Regions from separate parts of the Homo sapiens genome. Here region 2 is linked to region 1. The links are chromatin loops, found by intact Hi-C in ENCODE. Cell type or tissue: PC-9. All regions are shown on one strand. Each heading gives the region's core, and the rest is flanking DNA. Links, peaks and the distances in the headings are about the cores only.

The links. Peaks named below come from ENCODE experiments on the same cell type or tissue, not always from the same donor. Only the 100,000 strongest peaks of a DNase experiment are listed, where the experiment ranks them.
Region 2: it touches region 1 in a loop (7-fold over the local background); 1 of 110 quality-filtered maps calls a loop at or near these places.

Annotation. Positions count from the first base shown.
Region 1 is chr7:105,770,064-105,782,611 of GRCh38, reverse strand. All of the region lies in intron 3 of ATXN7L1 (ataxin 7 like 1), which reads left to right. Among named protein-coding and RNA genes, the nearest start is that of ATXN7L1, 100 kb to the left of the region's middle. RefSeq lists enhancers at 5,206-5,789, 5,790-6,373, 5,585-6,784, 6,374-6,957, 9,810-10,309. In PC-9, for the core only: no CTCF peak of the experiment used is centred there; DNase peaks (open chromatin) are centred at 5,161 and 6,381; H3K27ac peaks cover 2,677 bases.
Region 2 is chr7:105,714,252-105,726,799 of GRCh38, reverse strand. The region is part of intron 3 of ATXN7L1 (ataxin 7 like 1); the gene reads left to right. Among named protein-coding and RNA genes, the nearest start is that of EFCAB10, 140 kb to the right of the region's middle. In PC-9, for the core only: no CTCF peak of the experiment used is centred there; a DNase peak (open chromatin) is centred at 8,109; H3K4me3 peaks cover 413 bases; H3K27ac peaks cover 2,762 bases.

The sequences.
Region 1 (12,548 bases), core at 2,002-10,001:
CCAGGGCTGGCCACAGTCCTTCTGCTCCTGATCGTGTGCCCCATGCTGGCATCCCAGATGTAGAAAGCAGGTGCAACCACTGCTGGGGAGACCCTTTGCCTGGCATGGAAGTGGAGTGCTCTTGGAGCCACGTTCTGTGTCACCCCATTAGGGATGGCTTCCTAGGGTCTGTTTCCTAAGTCTGTACCAACAGCCTTTTAGACACTTTTTAAACTTCTCCCCACGAGATCTAGGATTTCAAGGGATTAGTTTGTTTCTAAAGTCCCTTAGGTGAATGGATAAGCTTATTTAGGAATAGTTGTAGAAAGGGGGAAACAGAAACAAGAAGCCTTACCTTGGGAGTCCCAGTTCCACTCTGCAGGCATCTCTGTCCCTCGTAGCTGTCCATCCCAATTTGATGCATTGACATGGCGTGTGAGCCTAGTGGTTGAGTGTAACCTCTCTAGGACCCATTTGATAGATTAAAATTCCAGCTCTAGGCCAGGCGCAGTGGCTCACATCTGTAATCCCAGCACTTTGGGAGGCCGAGATGGGCAGATCACCCTGAACTCAGGAGTTCGAGACCAGCCTAGGCAACATGGAGAAACCCCATCTTTACCAAAAATACAAAAATATTAGCCAGGCGTAGTGTTGTGCTCCAGCTACTTGGGAGGCTGACATGGGAGGATTGCTTGAGCCTGGGAGGTGGAGGGTGCAGTGAGCTGAGATTGTGCCCCTGCACTTCAGCCTGGGCAATGGAGCAAGACCCTCCCTGTCTCAAAAAATAAAAATAAAAAAAATTCCAGCTCTGCACCTTATTCCCTGTGTGACCTTGGGCAGGTTACTTTGCCTCTGTGTTTCTGTTTCCGTATTAAAATGGAAATAATAGTTTATCTCATAAAGTTTCATGTTGATTAAAGGAACTTGCATGTGGAAAGCACAGTGGTACAACAAAGTTTGCTTTAAAAAAAAAGTTTCACAATTATTAACTGAGGGATAAGCTACAGAGATTTATAATGAAATCTTGTCCAGAGTTTTCACTTGTGATTACTGTGGAAAAGGAGATGTTTGTGACTCTTCGTCTTGTCAGAGCTGTGGTGGGTCCTTACCTCAGCCCAGAGAGAATCCAGGGACAGGGCAGAGGATGATGCTCTGTGTGTGTGCACAGGCATGTATGTAAGACAAAAACAAGGAGGTGCAAGGTGCCTATACTGGAAAAAAATTTTTTATTACTTTTTAGTAATTGTGTATTTTCAGTCAATTTGGACTATTGTAATTAAAGAAAAAAATAATAGGTAGATCCAGGTTGTAGTTTTGTAATTGGGGTGAACGTTTATGGTGAGTTGTCTGATTTGCCTAAATGAAAGAAGTAGGATTTTTTGGGGGGTCCTTATCTTCTAATATAGTTACATAACTACCTACAGTAAAGCAGGGTTTCTCAGCATGGGCACTGTGGACATTTTGGGCTGAATAATTCTTTGCTGTGGGGCTCATTCTGTGTCTTACTATAAGATGTTGAGTGGCTTCTCTGACCTCTACCTACTGGATAGCAATAGCAGTCTCTACCCCACTCCTAATCTTGACAACCAAAACCATCTCGGGACATTGCCAATAGCCCCTAGGGTGCAAAATCGCCCCCAGTTGGGAACTACTGCCGTAAAATATAACATGCCCCTGTTTATTATACTGTATTTCATGCTTTTCTGTATTTAAATTTTTTATCAAAGTAAAATATGTGTTTATGCCCAGAAATGACTTCTGTGGAATCACAGCCGCATGTAGAAAGTTGACTCCTTCAGCTTGCACAGAGCTAGCCATTGGAATTATTTCCCCATCACACATACATGCAAAGTGTAAAACAAGTTATCTTACAGCAGTCCATAAAATTGCAGTCCTTTCCACTTCAAAATAATTTTTTTTTAAAGGCAAAAGAAATAACACCTTCATGTACACAGATCCCACAGAATTTGTCTGCCACACTTGGCACTAGTCCTCTCAGCAGAAGGCCATACGGCTGCACACCCCGCCCATCAGACAGAGATAATCCTTGGATGTCACTGCTACTTAAAAAAAAAAAAATGGTTTAGAACCAGAGAACCTGGATGTCATTCAATAGACAAGAGAGGATTAGATTTTTTTTCCTCCTTCTCAGAGAGGGCTTTTTATTCCCTTTTCTGATTATATTTTTGAATGCCCTTCAAGTAGCTGTTTTTCATGTTGATGGTGATGCAGTAGAATTTAATGAACTGTGAGCTAAAGCAGAGAGGCTGAGCAGAAAAATAAATAAGTGGCAGAAACTCACCCCTGGAGTGAGGCATGGCATGTCCTGGCTGGCACCCCATCCTTCTGTGTACATCCAGATGCTGATGCTGGTTGGATACTGAGAACAGCATGTCTCAGCAGTGCTACACATGGGAGCCTAAATCATGAGGATCCAAGGTTCCCTGCAATTGTTCTTTTTATTTTGTCTATCTCCAGGTGACCTCTGGTTGAGGAAGAGACAAACCATGTGTGCCTCTGAGCCCTAGAGAGAGTTAGTCCCTCCTGATGTCAGTGCCCCCTGGGCTTCTCAGAGTGTCAGGGGCATTATCACCTGCTAATTATCCCGCCAAGACTTCCTTTCTGAAGGTGTTGATTGCCATTGCGTGGGGCTTGGGTTTTTTTGTCAATTAAGTTAGATTTGTTTGCTGACATTAAATTGTTGTTACTGTTATTGTTAGTTGTCTTTTATATGACTAGATTTTTTTAACATCAGAAGTATAAAATAAAGGAAATTATTCTCATTGAACATATTCTTTGTCGTTTGATAACATTAATTAATAAGACTTGGCAAGAGCACAGGAATCTGTGCAAACTTTATTTCACCAGTAGAATTTTTTTAACTTGAATTTGATCAGTCTTTCCCAAATCCAGAATTAACTCCTGGTATTGATATCATCTTTTGAGTTCCTTATGATCAGAAACAATGTCTGCTATTGTTTTTGCTTATTTCATTTTTCCACCATCCCTAGTAAAGTGCAGTTACACTATAGATGCTAAGGAAATCCTTATGATGGACCCTAGGAAAATCTCAAAGGAAAGAAATGACAGAATGACTGATTAACGAAGGATTATCCCATAAATCAAGCATTACAACCGAGAGAATCTACGACTAAGTAGGACCATGTTTTGCTTCACTTCAAGTTTTTATATTTTGGACTTGCTACTGCTCAAATTAAAGTTAATGCTGGGTCCAGAACATAGCAGGTTGACCTGGTCCCACTTTTCACTCCCCTAATGCAGGATAAAAATAACAGCAATAAAGCTAAAACACTTACTGAGCACTTACTATGTGCTAAACATTTTAATGTGTTATTTAATCATGCCATCACCCTAAGGTGATATCTGGTCGTGTTATCTTTATCTCACACTCAAGGAAAGGGAGACCCGGAGGACTTAAGAAATTTGTTCAAGATCAGGCTGATGTAACTGGCAGAACCAGAATTCCAATGTCTGACTCCAGAGTGCCTTAACTACTACATCAGTTATATGTTTTGTGTCTCAAACTCGCTGCAATACCATAACTAAACTTTGATGCAGAAAAGTCATTTCCATCCCCTGTAGGATGCTGAAAAGTAAATAACAGGTGCTTGGGGCAGGTGAGCTTCATTGCTCTTTCTCATTTTAATCCACACCACTGATCTTCTCTGCTTATTGGCATAGGCAGAGAACTTGAACACAATTTTGAGGTAAGGGAGAAGGAGAAATAAATTGGTAATAGGGAATGTGTTTAGAGCCTTAACCACAGCATTTGAAATAGACCTTTAAATACATGAAAGCAAAAAGAAGGAAGCTTGTAGAAGAGATGGAGTGGGTACCACATATGTTCTCCTAAAAATTCTACCTGTAGTTTCTTGTTTATCCCCAACAAATGAGCAGATCCATGAGACTCACAAAGAGTAGATAAATTTCCTCCATTCAGTGAAATTCTCTTTTTTCATGTTTCTGTGAATCGAGTAGAAATGTTGCAAATAAGCACACAGCAGATATAATGGTTCAGTTCAAATTTAGAAATAAATTAATAGGATCTTCATAACTTTAGGATTATTTAGTCTTTGTTTTTTTTTTTTTTTTTTTTTTTTTGAGATAGGGTCTTCCTCTGTTGCCCAAGCTGGAGTGCAGTGGCATGATCACTGCCCACTGCAACCTCAACTTCCCAGGCTCAGGTGATCCTCCCACCTTAGCCTCCCGAGTAGCTGGGACCACAGGCATAAGCCACCATGTCTGGCTAATTTTTTTTTTTTTTTTTGTAGAGATGCGGGTTTCGCCATGTTGCCCAGGCTGGTCTCAAACTCCTGGGCTCAAGCGATCCTCCTGCCTCAGCCTCCCAAAGTTCTGGGACTACAGGTATGAGCCACCACATTCAGCCAGAATTCATTTTTAATTGAAACAATCTTCTACTTATTATCTCATCAAAGCCTATTTCTTGAAGGCTGAATGTCTTGGATTACATTCTCCAGAGTCACATGGTTTCAATTCATTTGTTTATTTGAAAAATATTTATTGAGCACCTGCTATATGCCAGGCACTGTTCTAATGCTGCAGATGCATTAGTGAACAAGACAAATAAGGGCCTGGCTTCTTGAGGCTTATGTTCTGGTAGGTTAAATAACATAAACAAATACATGATCAAGCCATGTGAAAAGCTGTCACAAGAGTGTCCCAGCAGAGAACACAGAAGAGTAAAAACAAACAAGGCACATTTGAGGGCTTCAGAGTAGTAGACAAGGACCAGAATGTCAGAGTCATGTAGAACAGAGTCTGAAGGTTGGGTTTTACTCTACGTGTGGTGCTAAGACACTGGGGGGTATTGAGTGAGGGAAAGGCATAATCTGGTTTCTGTTTTCTGAAGCTCACTCTGGCTGCAGTGGAGCCCAGGAGACCCGGAAGGAGCTAATGCATAGCTAGCGGTAACAGATCATCGTGGTAGCCGTGGAGATGGAGAGAAAAGGATAAACTCGAGATCTATTTTGGAAATGTAGCTGACAGAATTTGCTGACAGAATGGATTGGATTAGATTGGAAAGGGAAGAGTCAACATTTATTTAGAGTTAGGTTGAAGGAGAATGGCCAGTGACTTGGCAGAAAAAGCAGCAGAGAATGACTACACGGAAGCCAAGAGAAGAAAGCGTTTCATAGATCATGTCAAATGCCAAGAGGTTGAGTAAGACACTAAAGAGAAGAGGTCGCTAAGTTAGCAACCTGAGGGTTGTTGGCCTTGACAATAGCCAATTGACAATAGGTGATTTTATTTGTGTCTTGAGATTTTTTTCCAAGGACAGATGACTTCATTTTTGCTTCACCAACAGGCACCATTTTTAGGCTGGCAGTACCCTCAGTGTTTTATTGGCATGTATGCTGGGCTTAGCTGCCACCCAACTCAATCGTCAGCTGGCTCCTTTGCCCTCTGCATCTCTGTGACCTATAGCACTGATTACTGTGCAGAAGAGTCACTGTGAACACTAGACAGTGAGTTCCTGAAGGCTAGGACTGTTCCTTGGGCATCGCTGAGTCCCACCAGGGAGCACTTTTCCTGGCTTCTAGTAGACACTCAGAAGTGTCTGGGATAGGCCAAGGTGGGTAGATCACCTGAGGTCAAGAGTTCCAGACCAGCCTGGCCAACATGGTAAAACCCCAGCTCTACTAAAAATACAAAAGTTATCCAGGCATGGTGGCACGTGCCTATAATCCCAGCTACTCAGGAGGCTGAGGCACGAGAATCGCTTGAACCTGGCAGGCAGAGATTACAGTGAGCCAAGATTGTGCCACTGCATTCCAGCCTAGGTGACAGAGCAGGATTATGTCTCAAAAAAAAAAGTGTCTGGGATAAACAGGTGGATAAACAGGCAGAAGGAAGCACTCCTCCAATCCCAAATTCAAGTGCTGTTGGCACCTTCTGCTTCACCAATATTAGCATATATGGTGGCTGGTGCAAATTCTTATGTACTTATCCACCCCTCCCCCCTCTCACACTCTCAAGGAACAAGGACCCCTGTCAGGCTCACCATTCAATTCCCTGAGTCCACACAAGGAGTGCTGGATCTCAAAAGTTGATGCCCAATATACTGTTTTTTGTTTGTTTGTTTGTTTTGGGGGGGGGGTTGTTTGTTTGTTTGTTTTTCTTAAAAAAAAAAGAATCTTGGAAGAAAGAAGGAAGGAAGCCAGCAAGGAAGGGAAATTGGCTCACCAATTATGAATAAGCCAAATTCCACATGTAAGCAAGTACAATCATTTGGAAGACATGGCTGCTTGAAAGAGAATGACCAACTCTGTTGAGACGCAGTTGGAAAGGCATCCCTCTGTGAGCAGTGGGGAGGCCATGGCTTTGATCCCTGACCACAGCTGATTGCTGGAGGGCTCTCGCTGTAACGTGACCCCTGGCTTCTGACTCATCACTGGTGTGTCCTTGCCATACAGGCTGCTCCATTCCATTCCTCAGAGCTGTATCCACCGAGGAGAATTCGGGTAACAAACATTCCTGTATTTAAATCTGAGTAAAGAATGTTAGCAGCGCTGATTCAAAAGGTCATCTCGGAATTCTCCCTATCCTGAGCCATAAGCAGAGAAGCATCTCCCAAACAGTGCTTTCTCTGGAACAGTGAGCCCATACGAAGAACAAGGGTTTGGGTAGATGCATACCCTTGGGAAACTGTGCCAGACTCCCCCTCCCAGAGCCTCATAGCAGCTATTAGCACATTAAAGCGCCAAGAGGTCTTGGAGTCAAAAACAAAAATGCATCTATTTCACATTGGAGTCACATCGCCCTCATCCAAATTCAGCCACATGCAGTGGGCAACAAGAACAACAAAACTGCATGTTTTTCCTAAGAACGTGGGCCTAGACACTAGCTCACCCTTTCGTCTGGTGTCTGAGCAAAGAAACAAAGATGTTTCCCAACTCTGGAGGAGAAACTGGCCATGGGAAGGGCCCACTGTCCCACATACTACGTGTACTGTACTCTTTCAAGAGGAGTTTTTGTCCTACAGGATTTTCGCCTCCCACCCTGACACTAGAACCCAATCCCATGTAAGCTGCAGCATTCTGCATCAATTTTCTTTAGGGAGGCCCTCGGAGTATTCTCAAGGAGCCGATTCTTATGTCTTCATCTGGGATCACGGAGAGTTACTGACTCCTTCCTGGAGTGTCACATGCTAGAAACCTGTGTGCAGGCTTGCCCCCAGATGCTACAAATCTCTAAAGATACTTCCAAGCTATATCTTTTCTAAACCCGCAGTGCTTCTTCCCATGATGTGTAGAGCTACTTTGCCAGGCTTTCTTTCTGGGTTCCCCCCTCCCCAGAAAAAGGTGCTGTTAAACTAATGTTACATCTCACAATTAATGGCATCCTAGAATCGGGGAATACCGTTGATTGTTTGGGTAGGACCTTTCCCTTGCTCCTTTGCAGGGCCAGGCGCTTCTGAAAACTGGGTGCAAATTTGGGAATGCTGCATAGGAGACTCATAGGAAATAGATAGGTCTAGGGCAAAACATAAATTGGGGGGCATAAAGGATGAAAGAGTCAGTAAACCATTTCACTATGATGAATCCCACTTTACCTGGAAAAAATAATCTTTTTTTTTTCCAGAGAAAGCAACCATTGTCTTTGTTTTACCATGCTGGAACTACAGATGTCTTAAGATTTGGTTTCTGTTATTTGTTTGTTTATTAGCGTCATAGATACTTTGCTTTTCTCCCCCTGAATTATTTTCTCAAATTCCGAAGCCTTCTCTAGGGGTGCATTTTCCTAAGATAACAATGGCTTAGTTTACATTGTGGCTGTGGTTTTCTGCTCATCTTTATAAGTGGCTGCCTCCACCCCATATGTAATCTTCTTAAACAAGCACCTTCTTAAATGAGGCAACCCTCTTAACCAAAGCGCATTAATAATACTCATTATTAATGAGTATATGGTAGTGCTCTTCTTATTAATGAGAAGGCTGCGGGGCCGGGCGCGGTGGTTCACACTGTAATCTTAGCATTTTGGGAGGCTGAGGCAGGTGGATTACTTGAGGTCAGGAGTTGGAGACCAGCCTGGCCAACATGGCAAAACCCCGTCTCTACTAAAAATACAAAAAATTAGCCAGGTGTGGTAGCACACATCTGTTATCTCAGCTACTAGGGAGGCTGAGGCAGTAGAATCGCTTGAACCTGGGAGGTGGAGGTTTCAGTGAGCCAAGATCGTGCCACTGCACTCCAGCCTGAGTGACAGAGGGAGACTCTGTCTCAAAAAAAAAAAAAAAAGGGTTGCTGGCTCTGACTGACACCCTAATCCTGTGACCTGCATTTGTCAGCTCTGGGCATCATCCTGATAGTGACACTAGCTCCAAAAACATGAATCAAGTTTCCCGGTGCGTTTAAGAAGGCAGGGGCTAGATGGTGGCCCTTTGAAAATTTTCCTCCCACTTTCTTGGCTGAGCTGCCTTTGTCATATTCTTACAACAAACCCATGGGTCCCTAGGGTTTGGTGGTGAGGAACTTCTAGCCCTTATGGCCAACCTTTGCCTTAGCTGCTCTTTGAGGTGGGTACTGGTGATGGTGGCAGTGCAGAGCCAGCCTGGGAGACAAGTGGGGTGGCCAGAGGAAGAGGGTGTACCCCAGAGCTGCCCTCCTCTGTGGCTTGTAATGTTTGTGAGCCAAGAAACCACTGGACTTTTTGCCCTCCCCGGTGCCCCACATGCAGGCTGAAGAACTACGGTCCTATCATTTATTTTTTTTAACCACTTCTCCCCGACCCTCACTTGTCTACACAACTTGTAGGCCTGCCATCAATGTGATTTGATCAATGTTACCACGATCCTGCGTTCCATCCTTTTTAAGTTGTTAGGGGGTTTCTTTTTTGTATTTGTTTCATTATTCAGCCGGCACTGGAGTTGCATTGGACTGGTAGCACATCCTGGGGAGGAACTATCCATCTGGTTTTGGTTTTGATTGGGGGGATTTTTAGGGGGAAGTGCTCATTTTTCCTGAGATACCTGGGCCTATATCTTCCCCCTGTGTCTCCTGTTTAGCCTTTCCCACTCCTTTTTCAGAAGTGAAAGAGCAGACAGAAGGTCCCCTACAAACAGTTAACTACGGTATTTTCTCGATTCCAGGATGACATTAATTGTAAGGTGCCACAGCCATTAAATAGCACCTTTTCCCAGGTCCCAGGGGCAATTCAAGGACAGTCTCGTCATCCACCCAGCACTGGCGAGCAGAAAGAGATGGGTATAGTGTGGCAGTGCAGGGCATGGGCCTGGGAATGTACCAAGAGCAGCTTCTAGTGCCGTATGACTAGGTCATAATTAATTCACACATGCCCTTCTTGTCTTGTGGGAATCAGGTGCTTCACTTTCCCTTTGGCTTAGAGTTTAGTTCAAAATAGAAAATAATGAAGCTACAATGGTCTGGGAGTTTCCTGCTTCTTGTGATACCCCTGATAATTGTCATGTAAATTAACTAGTCCCATAGCAACTAGGCCACACATAGGAAAAAAACCACACCACTGCCAGATGGTAATTTAGGAATGTGATTTTAGTTTTCAGATGTAAAGGATGGTGAGGGAGTGGCCTTACTATTGTTTTATTTTTGATTTCTTGTTTAATTGATGGTGGTCAGAGAACATTAGTTATAGGTTATCCATTTTATAATTCATGATAACTTCCTTTGTGACTAGCTAGCATGTGAACCACTTTTGTAAATGTCTCACGTGATTGAAAAATGTATATAATCTCTCTGTTGTGGGCAGAGTTCCATATATTTATTGTATATTTTGTAATTTAGATCATGTATTATTAGAAAATTTATTTAATGTCTCTCTTGTGTACAGTATTCCATATATTGTTTATTTTGTTTAAATCTTATTCATTCTTGCCATTTTTTGTTTGCTTGCTCTGTAATTTCTGGGAAGAGAGTTTTAAGTCTCCTGTGATAATTCTAAGTGTGTCAGTCTCTCCTGTAACTCTGACACCTTTTGCTTTACAATTTTGAGGCTGTCCTGTTGGGTATATGTAAGCTTAATTGTGAGGTCTTTTTAGTAGTGGTGTCTTTGTGCCTATTAATGCTTTTGCCTTAGGTTCTATTTTATCTGATTAAGATTGCTATTCAATTTTCTTTGGGTCAATATGTATTTGCCTCATTTATTTCTTTCCAATCTTTTATTTTCAACTTTTCTGTGTCATTTTGTTTTAGGTGTCTCTCTTGTAAAGCAGTATATCGCTGGCTTTTTAAAAAGTCCAATCTGGCCAGGCACAGTGGCTGATGCCTATAATCCCAGCACTTTGGGAGGCCTAGGCAGGCGGATCACCTGACGTCAGGAGTTCAAGACCAGCCTGGCCAACATGGTGAAACCCCATCTCCACTAAAAATACAAAAATAAGCCAGGTGTGGTGGCATGTGCCTGTAATCCCAGCTACTCAGGAGGCTGAGGCAGGAGAATCGCTTGAACCCTGGAGGCAGAGGTTGCAGTAAGCCGAGATCGTGCCACTGCACTTCAGCCTGGGCGACAGAGCGAGACTCTGTCTCAAAAAAAAAAAAAAAAAAAAAAAAAAAATTCCAATCTGATATTGTCTTTTAATAGGTGAGTTTTATCCATTTACAATTATTGTAACTACTTTATATATTTGGACTTATTTCTAACTTCTAATTTATATTTCCGTTTACATTGCTTTTTGTTTGCTTCTTTGTTCTCCTTTTCTGCCTTCCATTAGATTAGTACAATTTTCCTTAACCTGTCCCCATTTTTCCCCCTGGTATCTTGGTCACAATAGATTTTATTTCTAAAATCTATATGTTTAATGATTGCCATTACGTTTTTAACATGCATACAGAACTTTAGTTTTTAAAGACTAAAGTTATCCACAATCTCTGTCTTCTCAGATAACACAAAAATCTTTGCATACTTTACCCACTTACAGTCAACTGGTAATTACAATAAAGAATTGAAATCATGGCCCAAAACACTGGCAATGCTTCTCAGCCTACTAATTCATAGGGGATTAGAGGCACCCTGATTAATTTGTGAAGCATGAACTTTTGGCTGATTCACTGTTTTACACCCTGAGATGCTTTGGGGCACATCTCAAGTTCAAGTGATACTTCATTCACAGCTCATAATCTCTCTCTCAAGTTCCCGAAAGTGTTCTGAAGTAGGATTGGACAAAGGGGAACTCAGAATCCTATGATCCACTACTAGGACCTATTTTCATAAATCAGATTTGTCATTTGTCATAATTTTCAGTGAGAACATCAGGGGGCTCCTCCTCCCTGCTTGACACCTGCTTCCCTGTCCTTTGATTCTCAAAACTTTACTGTGCATATACATCGTCCAAAAAATCTTGTAAAAATGCAGATTCTGATTCAATTCAGTAGGTCTGTATTATTATTATTATTATTATTATTATTATTATTATTATCAGAGACGGAGTCTTGCTCTGTCGCCCAGGCTGGAGTGCAGTGGCGCGATCTCGGCTCACTGCAACCTCTGCCTCCTGGCTTCAAGCAATTCTCCTGCCTCAGCCTCTTGAATAGCTAGGATTACAGGTGCCCACCACCACACCCAGCTGATTTTTGTATTTTTAGTAGAGACGGGATGTCACCATGTTGGTCAGGCTGGTCTTGAACTCCTGACCTCGTGATCCGCCTGCCTCGGCCTCCCAAAGTTCTGGGATTACAGACATGAGCCACTGCACCTAGCCCAGGTCTGTATTTTTAACATGATCCTTGGTGATGCTGGTGCTTTTGGTCCACAGAACCCACTTTGAGAAGCAAGAGCTTGGAGAATAGAATTTAGCTAGGAAATTTAAGTTTCAGCTCTAGGTCATGGTTCCTTGATGCTTACAGAATAACAGATAAAGAAACTTTCTCTTTGAAGGGGTTGGGGTTCAGGATTATTTTAATTCTAAAGGTCTCCTTAAGGTCTGGCAGGGTCTCTCCATCCCTCCTTGGGCTCAGATCAGACTGGCTAAAAGTGAGTGGTCATTCAGTGCTCTGTGAAGTCCCTCCACCTCCACCCCCATTTCCTCTGCTGTCCCTCTTGAGGTCAGCACAGCACACACTTATAGTCTCAGGCCTGTCACTGTGTCATTTAGATGTGACTCATGTGAGTCAATGCCCTGAGGAAAAGTCTGCCTGGGGTAAGGGGCAGGCTTCCTGGTAATTTATGTTTAAGACAAGCTTTTAATAGAGATACACTCCTAAGTAGTAACCAGGAAAAAGATTCTCTCCTCTTAACGGGTATCCATTTATAGGACTCAGCTGTTGAAGCTCAAGGGTAGCATTAGGCTTAAGCTTAATCTTCTGTATACTGTAATTTACAGCGCTGAGTAAAGCATTGTATGTACAACTATTTCAGTCATTTGCCATGATAAATAGCTATTGCTCTTGGCAGAGCAGAAACGCCATCTATGCTTTCCATTTATGAATATTGAATTGTCTCAGGCAGGCTTTTGCCGTAAGTTTTTAAAGGGGAAATCCCCAACTAATCACATCACTGCACTGGCCCAAAATGTCATCTCCCTGCTACATGCACCAGTCAGATCTTGATCCAGGCAG
Region 2 (12,548 bases), core at 3,118-11,117, 57 kb after region 1:
CCTGAGATGCTGCAGCACAGGAGGACCAAGATGGCAGGCACAGGGCAGAATCCTTCCTGGTCTCTCATGTGCTCCTGATGAGTAGGAAGCTCATGAGTTCATTCACTGGGCAAACATGATTGATCATCTCCTAAGGGCTGGACTAGGATGCCCTTTGCCATACTGGACACTCCCAAAATGCATCTGCAGAGGTCAACGCTGTATTTCTCACCTGTCATTTGCCATTTGGCTGAGTGTGTGTTGGGTGCCAAGCATGAAGCCCAGCACTAAGGAGACAGAGGGGAAGGTGACAGCGCTGCTTTCCTGAATTTGTCCACACCTGGTTCTGCCAGCCATCACCTCAGACTCTCTGCTCAGCCTTGGTTTGTTCACACTAAGGGACATGTAAGGTAACTTCTGTGCTGCCTGAGGGATGGGGGATACATTAAGCATCCTAAAATAAGGTGAACAGTGGATTCTGTCCTGCCACAGGCCAGAGGTATGCTCCTAGAGCCTTCTTTGTGCTCTTGGAATTATTTCCTACATAGTTGGAAGTTTGGATGGATGTGTGAAAGCTTATAATTCACTGTGCTGCTGTTTAATCAGAAATGGAAATTAGGGCCGGGCGCAGTGGTTCACACCTGTAATCCTAGCACTTTGGGAGGCCAAGGCAGGCGGATCACTTGAGGTCAGGAGTTTGAGACCAGCCTGGCCAAAGTGGCAAAACCCCATCTCTACTAAAAATACAAAAATTAGCTGGGTGTGGTGGTACATGCCTGTAATCCCAGCTGCTCAGGAGGCTGGGACACAAGAATCACTTGAACCCAGGAGGCGGAGGCTGCATAAGCTGAGATCATGCCATTGCACTCCATCCTGGACGACGGAGCAAGACTCTGTCTCAAAAAAAAAAAAAAAAAGAAAGAAAGAAAAAAGAAATGGAGGCCATGCGTGGTGGCTCACGCCTGTAATCCCAACACTATGGAAAGCCAAGGCGGGCGGATCTCCTGAGGTCGGGAGTTCGAGACCAGCCTGGCCAACCTGGTGAAACCCCATCTTTACTAAAAATACAAAAATTAGCTGGGCGTTGTGGTGAATGCCTGTAATCTCAGCTACTCTAGAGGCTGAAACACGAGAATCACTTGAACTTGGGAGGGGGAGGTTGCAGTGAGCCAAGATGGCGCCACTGCACTCTAGCCTGGATGACAGAGTGAGACTCCATCTCAAAAAAAAAAAAAAAGGAAATGGAAATTAAAGTTGCTCGCAATGTATGTGCTTCCCATTTGGAGAGCAGATTCCTCACAAAGAGAGCTCTACCTGCCAATCCATGCACTGGGGAATGTTGTAGACTACACCATCTGAAGAGGAAGTAAGGAAGGATTCAAATAGATTTTTCTAAAGGTTAGTGAGGCAGCTTTTCTTGGAACATCAATCATTAATGGTTTATTCCCCCAACAGTCCTGTAATTTGTCACAACTGGCTCCGGCATGGGGAGTGCAAAGATGGAGGGGGTCTGGTTGCTTCCACCTATTATTGTTTTATAGCTTGTCTCATAACAGAGGTGATTTCTTTCGTTTTACCAGTGGCCAGACAGTAAACTCTCTCTTTCTTCTCTCTTTAGCTTTGTATTCTGGACCTTGTTTGCCCTGTTAACAAGGTCACAATGGGTTAAATTGTGTCTTCCCAAAAAGATAGGCTCAAATTCTACCCACTCCCTACCTGTGGATGTGACTTTATTTGTAACTAGGGTCTGCATATGTAATTAAGTAAAGATGAAGTTGTACTGAATTCAGGTAGTACCAATCTTTATAGGGCACCAATAAAAGAAGTCAGCCAGGCATAGTGATACATGCCTTATAATCCCAGCTACTCAGGAGGTTAAGGTGGGAGGATCCCTTGAGCTCAGGAGTTTGAGGCTGCAGTGAGCTATGATTGCATCACTGCACTCCAGCCTGGGCGACAGAGCAAGATCTTGTGTCCAAAAAACAAAAACAGAGGGAAAAAAGAGAATAAGAGAAGGTTTAGAACCAGAGACACACAGGGGAAAAGGCCATGTGAAGACCAAGCCGAAGATTGACAGTGATATAGCCACAATCCCAAGAACAGTGAAGATCACTGGTGACAACAGAAGTGAGGAGAGAGGCAGACCTCAGGTGATCCGCCCGCCTCGGCCTCCCATAGTGCTGGGATTGCAGGCGTGAGCCACCACGCCCGGCCTCCTTTTTTTTTTTTTTTTTTTTTTTTTTTTTTGAGACAGAGTCTTGCTCTGTCGTCCAGGCTGGAGTGCAATGGCGTGATCTCAGCTTACTGCAGCCTCTGCTTCCTGGGTTCAAGTGATTCTCGTGTTCCAGCCTCCTGAGTAGCTGGGATTACAGGCATGCACCACCACACCCAGCTAATTTTTGTATTTTTAGTAGAGATGGGGTTTTGCCACGTTGGCCAGACTGGTCTCAAACTCCTGACCTCAAGTGATCCGCCTGCCTTGGCCTCCCAAAGTGCTAGGATTACAGGTGTGAACCACTGCGCCCGGCCCTAATTTCCATTTCTGATTAAACAGCAGCACAGAAAATTATCAGCTTTCACACATCCATCCAAACTTCCAACCACGTAGGAAATAATTCCAAGAGGCTCTCCCTCAGAGCCCCCAGAAGGAACCAATCCTGCCAACACCATGATTTCAGAGTCTGGCCTCCTGAATGATGAAAACTAAATTTCTGTTGTTGTAAGCCCCCCAAATTGTGGTACTTTGTTACAGCGGTCCTAGGAAACTAATACACCTCATCTTTTGGTCCTCTTGAAAAAGGAGACTTTAAACCCAAATATCCTCGTTACATCAAAGAAGGATTTTAGTCCTACATCGAGCAGTGTCTTTCAGTTCTAAAATCCAGACTTTTCAGCAAGCATCACTTCTCCTTTTCCTCCCTACTTTGCAGCAAAGTCAAGTACCAGTAGAGTGTCTCAGCAGCCGCATGGACACTTGAAGCCTGCTAGCCCTGACCCTGGCGGCCCTGTTAAACAGCCCAGCATAATGGAGCAGCAGCTTGGGAGATGGAGCTAGAATCCACAAACAGGCAAAACAAAAAGGGTTTTGACCTCGCTCCGCTGCCTTCACAAGGGAAGAGGCTGCAGGGCTGTGGTGCTGTCTTGGTGTGTGCCAACCTGAAACACATGGGCTTTGACACAAAGTGCACATACAGGGGCCAGGAGCAGGGTGGGCAGCCTCATCTTAAATTCTTTGTGGCCTCTCTCCCTTTGGCTAGTGTGTTTTTTAAAGGATCCATTCAGGATCTGTTGAGTCTTCCATAACATCATAAAACTGTGGGATTTTAGAGCTGCAAAAGACCTAAGTGTGATTCAGTCCAACTTCCCACCCTTTTTTATTTATAATAATAACAGCTGCTATCTGTTGAATAATATAAATACTAAATATTTATTGAATACATACTGTGTGCCAGGAAGTTTTCTGAGCGCTTGATATGTATTCACATATTTAGTCATCACAGCAATACTTTGCAATAGGAACTCTCAATATTTCCAATTTGTAGATGAGGAAAGTGAGGCATACAGAGAAAAGGAACTTGACCAAAGACTAACAGCTAGAAAGTGGCAGAATCAGGATTCAAACCCAGGTGTGTCTAACCCCGAGCCCTCTTAGCCCCTCTGCTTTGCAGAGACCTCAGTATGAAATGATACACCCCACGTCATGTATCCAAAGAGTGAGGGCATCGAGACCCAGAACCACACTCCCTAAAAACTGGCAGTGGTGCTGTACATTTTTTAAAATAGGGTCTTGCTATGTTGCCCAGGCTGGTCTTAAACTCTTGACTCCAAGCAATCCTCCCTCCTCAGCCTCCCAAGTTGCTGGAATTATAGGTGCACACCACTACACCTGGCTTGTATCTTATTTTATTATTTTATTTTATTTTATTTTATTTCTTTGAGCCGGAGTCTCACCCTGTCGCCCAGGCTGGAATGCAGTGGTGCAATCTCAGCTCACTGCAACCTCCACTTCCCTGGTTCGAGCAATTCCTCTGCCTCAGCCTCCCGAGTAGTGGGGATTACAGGCACATGCCACCACGCCCAGCTAATTTTTTTGTATTTTTTTTTAGTAGAGATGGGGTTTCACCATGTTGGCCAGATTGGTCTCGAACTCCTGACCTCAGGCAATTCGCCCACCTCAGCCTCCCAAAGTGCTGGGATTACAGGCGTAAGCCACAGCCCAACCTTTTTTTTTTTTTTTTTTTTTTTTTTTTTTTTTTTTTTAAGGCAGAGTCTCACTCTGTTGCCCAGGCTGGAGTACAGTGGCACAATCTTGGCTCACTGCAACCTCCGCCTCCCAATTCAAGCAATTCTCATGCCTCAGCCTTTTGAGTAGCTGGAACTATAGGCCTGTACTACCATGCCCAACTAATTTTTGTATTTTTAGTACAGACAGAGTTTCATCATGTTGGCCAGGCTGGTCTTGAACTCCCGACCTCAGGTGATCTGCCTGCCTTGGCCTCCAAAGTGCTGGAATTATAGGCATGAGCCACTGTGCCCGGCCTTTGTATCTTCTTAATATGGACCCCACTTTAACTGTGAGGGCACACACAGGCACGCACGTGTACACACATAGTCCCAGCCCTGCCCTCAGCCTGTCTTCATGATGTCTGAGGGCATGGTAGTACCAGTGATGAGTTACAATGCATTTTGAAGCCACTGTGAAGAGCAGGTTATATGATGAAGTAAAGTTACCACTACCAGTAAACAATGCAGTTGGGACAGGCAACTAAATTAGAACCAAACTGTTAACCTATGTGTGCGCATACACACACTCACTCACTCACTCACACACACCCCTCTTAAAAAGAGAGCACTAGTCCCTCCCAAGAGAAAACTAGCTTAGAGGTGGGAATTTAGGAGGAAGACCCCATTGTATTTCAATTAGGCTACCCTATTCTCATTCATGTCAAAATTTCTCAAAGGAGTTTGGTCTGAGAGAAGCAGCCACAGGAGGCCTCCACTGGCCATGCTGTCTCCAGCTGAGGAGCTGGCAGCAGGGAAAGCAGAGCCCTGTGGGCCATGTCCCTGGGCAGAGCAGCCAGGCTGAGACTGCCACCAGCCCCTGGGAATTCTTCCAAGCTTTCATCTGGGCTGGTCCTCCTCTCAGGTCTAGGGTGTTCACGATTTTTACAAAACGAGGTCACAAAGGAATGACACCCAAGTTAGTGCAAGCCTCGTACTGTCCCCTTGTCCCCGACCAGAGCCCTGGGAGGAGACTACTTCCCATGTGGCAAAGCCTCAGGCGTGGCTGTGAGCATCTGTAAGGGCGGGATGCAGGCACAGCAGAGCGGTGCCCCAGCTGGCCTGCGCAGAGCATTCGGAGCCTCAGAACACCGTGATTAGTGATGAGCTGCTCCAAGGCCGCTGTGCTGAATGGTCCAGGAATCCTTCCAGCAGCTCCGCTTCGCACCCCGTTGTCCCCCACCCAACCCTTTATTTTTTGAGTCAGGCCTTCAGTTTCTCCCCTTTTTCTGCCTCCCTCAAGGGAAGCTGGAAACCATGATGGCCATGAACAGAGTCAGAGATTTGGGTGACTTCTGTGCCCTGTCACCCTGAAGCTCTCTCTTGTGTGCCCTCTCTCCTGTGCCAGCTGAGAGAGGTGCGGGGAAGATTCCCAGCCCTGGCCCTGTGAGTCCAGTCAGGGACCCCGTGTTCTGGACCGGCCACTTCACACCCGGCAGCAACATTTGGTGTTGGGTGGTCGTGGTTGTTGCTGCTCAGCCTGTTGGGGTGGGTGCAGGGTCTCCTGGCTAGAATTTGTGTGGGGTTAGAGGCAGGGCAGCGAAGCCATGTGTGGTGCTGAGGGAAACTTCCTACAGCCCGAGGTCTGAAGAGAATGGAGAGGCCATAGGCAGGAAGTCCAGCAAGTAGCTTGGCCTGAGTGGAGGGAGGCAGAGCTTCCCTTGGGAGCACATCCCAAGGTGTGCTCAGCTCTGCTGGACAGGTAGAGTGCCCTGGAATTTTCCAGTGGATACCCAGAAGACACCACCAACTCCTCTGCGGTAGAGAAGGAGCCAGGCACAGTGGCTCATGCCTGTAATCCCAGCATTTTGGGAGGCTGAGGCTGGAGGATCGCTGAGCCTAGGAGTTCAAGACCAGCCTGGGCAACATATTGAGACCCCGTCTCTACCAAAAATAGTAAAGCCAGCCTGGGCAATGTAATGAGATCTCATCTCTACAATAATTTTTTTAAAAATTAGCCAGGCATGGTGGCACATGCCTGTAGTCCCAACTACTCGGGAGGCTGAGGTGGGAGGATCACTTGAGTTTGGGAGGCAGAGGTTGCCGTGAGCTGTGATCACAACACTGCACTGCTGTCTGAGCAACAGAGCAAGACCCTGTCTCTGAATGAATGAATGAACGGTACCTAGCACTAACCTAGGCAAGAGGCAGGTTTTGTATTTTTTTTTAGTAGAGATGGGGTTTCACCATGTTGGCCAGACTGGTCTCGAACTTCTGACCTCAGGCAATTCACCCACCTCAGCCTCCCAAAGTGCTGGGATTACAGGCGTAAGCACTGTAGGCAAGAGGCAGTGTTAATTCTGTCTGTTCAAGTCTGCACTCTGCAGATATGAAAGAATTAACCACCTGCACTAGGGAAAGCTGTCCAGAGAGGTAACTGACCCAAGGGCTATACCAAGATCAAGATTTCAGGCTTCCTACATGGTATTCGGACTATTTAAAGAAGCAAGAAGCACACTCCTGGCTCCAGATCCAAGACTATGCCACCAGGCTTCTTATTAAGATGTCACTGGGCTTTGGTAGTTAAAGGGGCCAGAGACGTTTAAAGGATTATATGATCACCTGGGTTTTGGAAGAATCCAAAGTGGGGTCACGGCTGAAGAGAGGCCTCCTTTCCTAGGCCCTGGCATTGCAACTTTTAAATGCATGATTCGCTGGCCCCTTCACAGCTGGATCTTTCTGTTCCCTGCGCTTGCTGAAAAGCAGAAATCTACTCCAAAAGGAACGCTCACTGCTTTTGCCCCTGCTTTTTCTGTAAGTGGTGAGTTTTTATCTGTCTTCTGTTGATGGAGCTGCCAAATCCTAACCCTTCCCATTTCCACTGTGGGCTCCAGGTACACCCCCTATTTGAATAGGTATCAGATTTCCCCAAAGCAAAATCTAATCATTCCTAGGCTTAGTCCGCTTCTCTGAGAAGGCCAAGAGCCCTGACCTCATTCTCTGCGCTGGCTCCTGCTGCAGTTAGGAGGAAGCTGTGGGATATGTCCCTGGGGTACAGTTAGCACAGCAGGGGGCTAGGGAATCTCAACCCAGTGAACCAAGAGACAAGGTTATACATGAATTTAGGAAGCCAGAAAGACCCAAAGCCCCAAATAGGAAATTTCTATAAGGAAACCCTTACACTATAAGGCCTTACACAAATATCTGGGATAATGATTTTATCAACTACCCACATCCCCTTGAGAGGACTTCATGAGGGTCCTTGAACTAGACCCTGTAGGGCGGGGGCTACTCTGTGGGAGCCTCCCAGACTGAATGTGGAGGAGGGTGCTCCCAGGAGGAAAATCAAGGTGCTGTTACTGGAAGAAGAGAAGAAGGGGGATGGGCGCTGAGTGGGCCAAGATCACAAATGCTCCCCTCACCCATCCAGGCCTCTTTCTCTTTCCTTTGCTTCCCTTCATTTACCTGTTCTTCGGCTCCTGCTCACAAAAGGACAGAAGAATCATTCCATTTTAATAGGTACAGTCTGTGAGGCTGGTGGCCACTGTAAACTGGTCTGTTTCCTAGTCTTGCTCATCCTGGAATCAGGATGTAACATGGAAACACAACAGGCCCCTTGCTTCCCGGCTGCTGTTCATCACCTGTTTGTGATGTCTTCCTGTGCCTAGAGCAGGTGCTTCTCTCCTAAACTGGGAGGTCCTCCCCACAAGATAAATCCTCTCTCCCAAGCCTGCCCTCCCATGCTGTAACCTTCTCTTGGCTTCTGCTTTTTTCTGAACTTCCTGTTCTATTTTTGAACACTCATAGCCTGGACCCAGGCCTTGGCAGACAAAGAGCCCGTGTGAATGGTGGACATCTGACCTGAATACCTGACCTGTGATTAGTAACCTGGGTTGGCCCCAAGCCGAAGGTGGTTCCATGCCTCCATCAGTTGTCACCCTTCCAACCTGGCTGGCCACATTTTTTGCTCCTGCCGTCAACTGCAGAGATGCAAACTGTGTGTGAAGAGGTGATTCCCTGCCTGGGAGGTTTCAGGGTTATCTGTGTCCACCTCTCCCCGGAGCCTCCAGGCACACACACCAAAAGGTAGATATGACCCTGCCTCTTTGGAACAGTGAGTAGAGCAAACTGCTGTGTTGTGGCTTCCTTAAATACGCCTTAATCCTGCCCATCCTGAAGGTGGAAGTGGATCCCATTTATATTGTTTTTTAGTGATCACTCAGCTCACTCCAGTTGGCACCCAGGAACTCGGAATTCGGACTGCTTACTTGCTGGCTCCAATTCTGCAAAATACCCTGCCTTCCCTGTGGCCACTGGGGTTGGACAGTGCCCACGTGCACTTTCTTCCCCACTCAGGTATCCTATAGCTGATTAACTGGGAAGGTGTGGGGCTATCTAGCATAGCTACAGGACTCGATCCAAGGTGCCGCTCTATCATGATTTGTATGGGTGGTGTTTTCTTATTGTTGCTGTTGTTTTAAAAGGGGAGAGGTTTTGACACAGAATTATTTTATCTAATTTACTCTTCACTGCCCCTTCCATTTCCTCTGCTTTACCAAAAGAACGTTTTAATGCTTTTGATGATATTAACTATTTCATAGTTGTCTTAAGAAACAGTTATAGTTTTCAACTTCTAATTTAAAAATATTAATATTCTTACCATTACAAAAATTCTTATAGATTAATGAGAAAAAATATACTAATTAGAGAATGGGTAGGAGCAGGCAAAATGGAGGAAACTCAAGTGAAAACATTGAATTTTGAGTGAAACATTTTCACCTGAAAAATGTTCAACCTCACTGGCAGTTAAGAACAAAAGTTACAACAATCAGATAGTATTTTTCACTTATGAAAATGACAAGTGTTTAGAAATTACTGTAATACCCAGTGGTCATGAGGAAAAAGCAAAGCAGACTTTCCGTCAAGCTGCTGGTTATGTAAATTGGGGCTCCCTTCATGTTGGGCATTTGACTAGATGTATCAAGGACCTGGAACCAAAATTTATGCTTCTCAGAATTTATATAAAGTAAATAAATCAAATTGCGTACAAGCATGCCTTTAAGGGATATCCACTCCAGAATTATCCATAATAGCAAAAAATTGCAACCAATATGAATAACAAACAATATAGGCTACAGAGTAGCCTCTAAAATAATCTTTTAAAAAATATTTTAGGCCAGGCATAGTGGCTCATGTCTGTAATCCCAGCACTTTGAGAGGCCGAGGTGGGCAGATCACGAGGTCGGGAGTTCAAGACCAGCCTGACTAACATGGCAAAACCCCGTCTCTACTAAAAATACAAAAATTAGCCAGGCGTGGTGGCGTCCACCTATAATCCCACGTACTCAGGAGGCTGAGGCAGGAGAATCAGTTGAACCCAGGAGGTGGAGGTTGCAGTGAACTGATATTGTGCCACTGCACTCCAGCCTGGGCGACAGAGCGAGACCCCATCTCAAAAAAATAAATAAATTTATAACATGAAAAAATGTTTATAATGTGAAAAGTGGGGGGAAACAGCATTTAAAACAATGCTTAGTATGATCACTTTTTAAAAAATTATGTACATATCTGTGTATTTTTGACTGAAATGGTATGGTGACTGTGGGTCATTTTTAGTTTCTTCCTCATTCATATCTGAATTTTCTAAAATCTTTATCATACACTTATCATTTTAATAATTAGATTTTTTAAATTTTCTTTTTTTTTCATTTACTTTTTTTGAGACAGATTCTTGATTTGTTATCCAAGCTAGAGTGCAGTGGTGCTATCATGGCTCACTGCAACCTTGACTTCCTGGGCTCAACTGATCCTCCTGCCTCACCCCCTCAAGTAGCTGGGACTACAGGTGCATGCCACCATACCTGGCTAATTTTTGTACTGTGTGTGTGTGTGTGTGTGTGTGTGTGTGTGTGTGTGTGTGTGTGTGTGTGTGTGCAGAGATAGGTTTTCGCCATGTTGCCCAGGCTGGTCTGGAACTCCTGGACTCAAGCCATCTGCCCACCTAGGTCTCCCAAAGTGCTGGGATTATGAGCCTGAGCCACCACACCTGGACCTTTTTGTAATTTTAAAAAACAGAGAACCACAGGGCCAGAGTTAAGGTACAAGAGAACTCACTTTTGTTTGGTTTGGTTTTGTTTTTCTGGGCCAGCATCTAAAAAGATCAGAAAACAACTGGGCCCCCATATAAAATAGTCTGTCTTTGCAGAGGTCTCCAAACGCTGCGGGAAGAATGAGAAGATGAGGTCTGCTCAGGTTTCTATTTTGCCACCTGCACCCTTTTATTGAAATTTCATATTACAGATATGAAGAGTAACTACTGACATCTCCTAGTGGGATTTTCATTTATATAATGAAATATATAATAAGTATATAATGAATTTATATAATGAAGTATGTAGTATGACTTTTTTCTTCATCTTTGGAAAAATATCCCTTAAATTCTACTTGTACCTTCTCCTCCAGATTGAAAAACAGACTAATAATGGCTTAGGACAGATGTGGCCTCAGATGACTTAAGTAATAATGACATAAATGCCCCCTGAAGCTCCTTCTTCTCCAACACCATCTCTTTTTTCTCTTCCCATCCCCCCCGCCTCCACCCCAGCTTTTTTTGGAGGGTAGGGGTTCCTTTTCTTTGCCTATACCTGAAGCCTGCTGGTGCCAATTAGGACGCTCCAGTCACAGCAAATGTGAAGAACTGCTTCCTCCAAGGTATCCATATGCCCAGAAATGGAGGATTGGTTTGACTCAAAGGACTGAAATGTCACTGCAGAATTTGGTCTGTGCTTGCAGCCAGTTTTTCACCACCACTGTCATTTCTCCACCTCTGGGGTTTGCAGTGGGGATACACTTTTAATGACATGCCACTAGTCACAGTTTTACCAGGTATAGTTGAGTCACAGAGATGAGAACAAAACCATTGCTTAAATGTGAATTTCCTTGGTCCCTGAGTGAGCACCCCTACCCACAGTTTGATGACATTTGAGCATGTGCTCCAAGTGACTATCTACAGAAATGCCTTTAGGCATTGTTTAGATAGCATACTACTCCAGTTATCCAGGAGGGTAGCTGCCTCTTTCTTTTTGAAAGCTATTCCCTTGGCTTGGCAGCCAAAGGAATTCAAGATTCATGCTGTTGTAAAGGATGCTAGGAAAGGACATGAATTTTAGAAAACAGGGAAGCTCTGAGGAAGTACCGAGGCTGCTATTTACAGAGTCTTTCCTGGGTGCTAGATATGGAGCACAGCACTTTACCTAGTTATCTCACTTGATGCCCACGTGAACTCTGGGAGTAAGATAGTATACTTCCATTCTCCACATGAGGAAGGTGAGGCTCAGAGAAGTTAAGTTCTTTGCCCAAAGTTTCCAAGCTTGTACCTTCTGCTGGAGCTGGTTTTGAGCCCACACGTGATCTCTTTCTGATATACCAAGCTGCCTCCCAGGGTTTATGCTAAGCAGTGAAGTCTATACTTCAAGTTACACTTATGGTCTTACTACTATTGTAAGAAGACCTGTCCTGTGTGGCATCCAGGACCCATGGGTGACATGGACAGCCTTGGATCCTAGACACCACACACGCACCCTCAAGAAACCCAGTCAGGAGGTCTCAGAGGGCTTCTAGGGTAACCCTTAGGATCCATGCAATTTACTGGTGCCCCACAGCAAGAAGTTATCCAGTGGGGCTGAGGCAGGCAGATCACCTGAGGTCAGGAGTTCAAGATCAGCCTGGCCAACATGGTGGAAACCCCCGTCTCTACTAAAAATACAAAAAGTAGCTGTGTTTGCTGGTGGGCACCTGTAATCCCAGCTACTCAGAAGGCTGAGGCACGAGAATTGCTTGAATCCAGGAGGCAGAGATTGCAGTGAGCCGAGATGGTGCCACTGCACTCCAGCGTGGGCGACAGAGCGAGACTGTCTCAAAAACAAAAACAAAAACAAAAACAGAAGAAGCTATCCAGATGCCATTAGCTCTTCTGCCCAGAGGTATATGAGAGCTCTGAGTACCTCCCTGTCCCTCAGGGGACCCAGGCATTCAAGAACTGACCTGGACAGGATCTCAAAACTTCTGACTCAAAACTGTAATATGTATTATAATATTACTATAGTAATATGGTCTTATTATTGTTGGCCTGGCCTGGGAAATAAGCTTCCCTCAGGGATGTCTCTAGTATAGGTATATTCAGCATATAGCAAACTCATCCAAGGAGCTTGTAAAGCACAGATTCCTGGACCCACCCCTGAGATTCCCATTCAGCTGGTCAGGAGGGTGGGGCATTTCCTGCCAGAGGCACTGATGCCTCCGATCCAGAGCTGTGGGCTCCATCTGGAATAACACTGCCCTAGTGTGTC